2 separate regions of the Homo sapiens genome follow, and region 2 is linked to region 1. A link is a loop called in an ENCODE intact Hi-C map of the cell type or tissue named here. Cell type or tissue: mammary epithelial cell. All regions are shown on one strand. Links, peaks and the distances in the headings refer to the core of each region. The heading gives the core; the rest is flanking DNA. Region 1 has its middle 330 kb from the start of SEMA6D. Region 2 has its middle 44 kb from the start of LINC01491.

Region 1 (2,922 bases), core at 266-2,765:
AAGCACAGGGGCTAGAATGGGTTGTTTTAGCCAGAATTAAACATCCTACAGGCCAGTTGGGCTTAGACACAGAGCCAAGAACATTTATCTGTGTTTTGTTTATTTGCAAATGCAATAGGGGTAAGGGATGGCAATGAAGGATGCAGTGGCAACGACGCTGCCCCTGCAAACACTGTCATTGTGGGTGTTGGCCCACACTGAGGCAGCCCATCCTTGTGCTTCACTGCACGGGCCCTGCTGCGTGTGGCTCCATCATGCTCCCAGTGGCTTCCCCTTATCAGAATAACTCAAAGTCAGCTTATAGATGTGACCACATCCCCAGAGGTAAGTTGCCTTCTAGGACACCAAAAATCCTTTGTGAAGAGTAACCCAGAAAGGGCAGTGGGCAGTAAATTCCAAAGCATATCCCTATCTGATAATTATATGTGCTCATCTCTAGCACTCAGTCAAGGAAATTTAAGGGAAGCCTTGTTATTCCATTTTACTGATATTAAGGTTGAGGTGCATTAAAGTTGTAATTTTCCCAAGGTCATGCTTATACTCTGCTAGTGAAACAAATGGAAAGAAAACAGAACATGAACTTGGAGGAACTCAGATTCAACCCTGGATTTGCCCATTACTAGTTTTGTGACCTTGTATTAGTACCATAAACTTTTTGAGTCCCAACATGTTCAAGTTTAAAATATGAACAATAATACCAACTTCATGAAATTGTTGTCAGGTTTAAATGAATAATGTTGAAAGTGCCTAGTTCCACACCTAGTCTAAAGGAGAAATTCAGTAAATGCTCATTTATTTCTTCTAATTATATGACTAACTGATTAGTTCAGGTAACAGTTACATCAGGACAGGCAAAGGTAAGAAGAAAAATCAGAAATAATTTTAGATAAAGTTGGGATCTCATTATTCCAGGAATATGAGAAACTATTGTGTGGTTAACAATAAAGATTTGTGCGCTCAACAAACCTAGTTCAAAATTCAGGTCTGCCACTTACTAGCTCTGCATCATTGGAGAAGTCGCTTAACTCCCTGAAACCTGTTTCTTCATCTGTAACCTGTGCATAATGAGAGTAGCACCCTCATAGTGTTGTTTTGTAAGAATTAAATAAAGTAATTTTTTATAAAGTACTAAGAATAGTGCCTAAGCTCTAATACTCAGAATAGTGGTAAGCACTTAATAAGTGCCATTATTGTCTAAAAACTATATTAGTATTTTAAGGATTATTATTTTTATTATTTAGTAGTTGTCCTAGGGCTCCCTGGGGATAGGTAGGAAAGGAGTGGGGCTGGGGAGCTCTTTCAGGCACCATTTCCTGATCAAATCCATAGAATATGCACAACCTTAAAAAATTGAAAGTGGTAGAGAAGGTTGTTAAGAGCAAACAAACAATCAATGAATATATACCCATAAAATTAATCCTGGGGAAGTTGTATACACAGCCTGAGTTGTTTTTATATTGATATTCTTTTATTTTTTTGGCTTCCCTGAGTCTGTTTGCAGTCGTCCCTCCTTTACCTGTTGTTTCACTTTCCACAGTTTCAGTTACCTACAGTCGGCCACAGTCCAAAAATATGAAATGGAAAATCTCAGAAATAAACAATTACTAAGATTTAAATCTTGTGCCCTTCTGGGTAGTGTCATGAAATCCTGTGCTTTCCAGCTCCATCCTGCCCAGCTCCATCCTGCCCAGGACTTGAATCCTCCCTTTGTTCAGTGTATTCACGCTGCAGGCACTACCCACCTGTTAGTCACTTAGTAGCTGTCTGGCCATCAGATCAAAAAAACGTAGTATACTTAGTATATATAGGCTTTGGTGTCAAGCGTCCACTGGGGGTTTTGGAACATATCTCTTGTGAATAAGGGGGAGACTCCTGTACTTATTTATATCTCTTACGGTCAGGAAGCTTTCAAGGATATATAAAATCCACCACTGTATAAATTAAAATTAAATGTAAAAGAGAAAAGGAGATAGGAGGAGGCATAATGGAGATGCAGGAATGAAGATAAACATGATGGCATAAAGATTTAGACACTTGCCACAAATGGGTTAGACATTTGGCTCCAGATTTTCTAGGAGGTAGAACTTAATCAGTTATAAAATCTTACCAATAAAAATCTGCCATTTGCTTAGGAGCAACACAATGATTATCTGGTACAAAACTCATCAGATACAAATCTGCCATTTCAGTAAGCATAAGGATTATTTGGTGCAAAAGTAAGTAATGTTTTTTTTCTGCGGGTCCAAATAAGGTACCTATGGTGAACAAATGCATGAAACAAATGTCTTAGCATCATCTGTTCCACAGACACAGTGAATTCTATAAAGCTGTTCATGTTCTTAGAAGCAACTTAGCTTCTCTCCCTCAGTTTTCTCGTATGTAAAATGGGAATAGTATTCGTCTCTACTTTATAGAACTGTTGTGAGACTACATTAGTTAATGCATATATAAAGTGCCTAGAATAGTGTCTGGCACATATTAAGCATCATATAAAGGTTGACTGTTGCTATTATTAGGAGCCACCTTAAGGAGACTTTGACATTTCACCAAAGCAAAATACATTGTTCTTTGTGAAGGTATTTCTTCCACATTTCACATTCTACTTTCTGCCTAGAGGAGAAATGAACTCTGGAGAAAAAAAAAAGACATCACTGAAATGCTTTGACCCACTTATTCCATTTCTAGGAATCCACTCACTCACCCCTAAAAAAGAATCTAAAATACACAAAACTTTAATGTACTTAGAGGTTAACTATTGAGGTTACGGTAAAAGATAAAGCTGGATGCAAATCAACTTTCAATGCAAACCTTCAACATAAAGTAATGATTAAGTAACTTACCCTATGTCAACTGACTGCATAACCATTTAAGTCATTATTGTAGAAAAAAATAGCAACATAGAAAACCCGAAGTGTCTTAACT
Region 2 (2,922 bases), core at 290-2,789, 410 kb after region 1:
GCTAAAGTAGGTGGATCACCTGAGGTCAGGAGTTTGAAACCAGCCTGACCAACGTGGTGAAACCCCATCTCTACTAAAAATACAAAAATTAGCCAGGCGTGGTGGCACATGCCTGTAGTCCCAGCTACTCGGGAGGCTGGGGCAGGAGAATTGCTTGAACCCAGGAAGTGGAGGTTGCAGTGTGTGGAGATCGCGCCAATGCACTCCAGCCTGGACGACAGAGCAAGACTCCATCTCAAAATAAATAAATAAATAAATAAATAAAAATAAAGGAATTAACACAGAAATGAAGATGGCACTTGTCATATCTTCTGCCGTCATTTCCTTCAGTTTGTGGAGGATCTATAATGTATGAACAAAATAGATGAGGTAATTGCTCTCTAAAGCTCATATTCCAGTGGTGATATATACAGGAGCAAAGAAAAAGAAACATTAACAAGATGATTCCAGTAGCAACAGGCCTAGAGAACATTATAATATGAGGTTGGTATGACAACTTGCTTCAGATAACGTGGTCAGAGGAGGTTCTGTCTTTGGACAAAATCTTTGAGGTCTGTTCAAAGATTATGCTTCAGCAGAGAAAGTTAGCCACGTGATCCTGGAAAGAGAGTTTCAGATGGAGAGAAGAGGCCACAATGAGGCCCATCGATGGGAGGAGCCCATGGGGCTGGAGTAGAGTGAGTGAGTTGAGAAGTTTTCATTCATTTAATGAATGAATAGGAAGACATAGAGGTAGAGAAGGAGACAAAGGTCAAAGTTCATGATGTTCTGTTTGGATTTTGAGTGTTTTTAAATGGGGAAGGGGAGAGATTACAGTGATAATCTGAGAAGTGATTTTGAGAAGATCACTCTGGCTTCTTTGTGAAGGGCAAGACTGGTAGTAGGGAGGCCAGTTGGGGACAGCTATAACCTAGAGATGGTGGATCAGAGCAGTGTTGATAAACAGGAAGTGCAGTGTGCACACGTAAGACATATTCTGGAAAAAGAGCTGACAGGCCTTGCTGATGGACTGGATGTGGGCGTAATGGAAGGCGGCATTCGGGAATGAATTCTGCCTGGGATTTCAACATGAGCAACTACATCGGTGATGATGCTTTATCCTGAATTGGGAAAGCTCCATGAGGGAGAAAAAGATTCTGTCCTGGTGGAATGATAACAGTTCTGGTTTGAATGAATTAAATCCTTCTCGGGACACAAGACCTTCAAGTGTCTCTAACTGCATTGCCTTTTTGGTTCCAGGGTCAAGGAAGCAACAAGAAAAAGGATGCTTGCCACCTAGATTGATATCTAGGTGATAAAATATCAGGAGAGCAAAACTCAGACACAGGGCATTGGATCCCATGCCAGGAGCCCAGGAACCAGGAGACACAACAGAGCTGCAGGGGGAAGCTGACACAGAATAGACAAGCGCGGGCAGATCCCTGGGACACAGGCCAGGTTGACAGGGAATTGCAGCATGGCTTATGTGTACAAAGAGGAAATGGGCATGTCAGAATCAACATGGAGAGGCCAGTTATGCCCAGACGGATGTCCTATACAACCTTCTATAAAATATGCCATATTTACCTGATGCAGCTCTAGGGCCACTCACTGGAAGGACATAAGATCTACTGGAGACATAGCTTATCCCAGTTATTCCCTGCCCTGACATTTTTACAGAGAGACACCTAGAACCAGCTTCATAGATACTTTTCCCACTGCCACAAGTAGGCAGGCTGAGAGACTTCCACTGTGAAGCTTAGTGGACCCCTTTTGAAGCCATAAATCCCAGGTACCTCTGCAGGGCAGGTGCCTAGAGGGATTCAAAGAGCCTCTCCTGCTCTCCCACCTTCCCTCAGGTGGAAGGTGCTGGCAGGAGGAGTCAGCATAGACTATAGGATATGATCAACTTAATGGGCTCTGCCACAGCACTGAGATCTGAAGCCTAGTGTGTTGGCAGAGGAGTGGAAGATATACCCATTCTAGAACCCTGCTGCTGAAGCAGAATCCACAGACCAACAGTGTTGGGCTCACCTGGGAGCTGGTTAGGAACTGCAGACTGTGTGGACCAGTCACCTAGGGGACTTGTTCAATGCTGGACTCTGATTCAGGAGGTCTGGGGCAAGTCCTGAGAGTCTGCATCTCTCCCTGATGACTCTGCTGCTGCTGATTCCACAACAAGCATGAACACCTGATCATTTCACTGCAGGTTACTCTCTCCATTTTTAAGGAAATGTTTTTAAAATTGGAAAACATGGTTCAGTATTCTTGGGAAATCCATCTCATTATTCTAGGGACAAACAAGGCTGAAGTCCATGAGGGCAGGGGAGTAATAGTAGAGGGAGCAGTAGGTTGAGAGGAGAGAATTGTTAATAATAATAGTTGTTCTGAATCCAGCTGTTTATGCATGAATCAGACTTGTGCATGTCTTCTAGTAGTCAATTCTTTCCATCTCTCAGGTGCTCTGTGTTTTTATATTGTTACTATTGTTCATTATCATTATTATGGCAGTTAGGATATAAGATTTGGGGAGGGGTCAGGGAGACAGCTCCCCTAGTTACTAGTTGTGTGACCTTGGGCAAGTCACTTAACCTCTCTGAGCTCCAGCCTTCTCATCTGTAAAATGAGGATAATAGTTATGCCTCCCTCCTTGAGTTGCTGTGAGACCGAAATGGAGTTAAACAGACTATGGGTTTAAGCAGTAATGATCTAGTCAGATGTTAATTGTTGGCACTGCTGTTAGGTATTATACTACACTGAGACACTTGTCCCGGAGAGGACTTGTGAGATGCCTTTTCCTTAAGCAGTAGAGAGAAATTGAATCCTTGATGTTAAAATACAAAGTCTATGAACAGGTCAGAGTAGGGGAATTATTGGAATAAAGTAAGCAATTTTTCTGAATTAAGTAGGTAACTACTTCTAAAAGTTTGACATGCCTCTGAG

Evidence for each region. A loop is a pair of places that touch in the nucleus more often than their neighbours do. Peaks named below come from ENCODE experiments on the same cell type or tissue, not always from the same donor. Only the 100,000 strongest peaks of a DNase experiment are listed, where the experiment ranks them.
Region 2: it touches region 1 in a loop (2.9-fold over the local background); 1 of 110 quality-filtered maps calls a loop at or near these places.

The regions. Positions count from the first base shown.
Region 1 is chr15:47,386,795-47,389,716 of GRCh38, forward strand. It overlaps a transcript of SEMA6D not described here. Among named protein-coding and RNA genes, the nearest start is that of SEMA6D, 330 kb to the right of the region's middle. In mammary epithelial cell, for the core only: no CTCF peak of the experiment used is centred there; a DNase peak (open chromatin) is centred at 1,677; H3K27ac peaks cover 716 bases.
Region 2 is chr15:47,800,306-47,803,227 of GRCh38, forward strand. No RefSeq gene overlaps it. Among named protein-coding and RNA genes, the nearest start is that of LINC01491, 44 kb to the right of the region's middle. In mammary epithelial cell, for the core only: no CTCF peak of the experiment used is centred there; a DNase peak (open chromatin) is centred at 1,416; H3K27ac peaks cover 1,571 bases.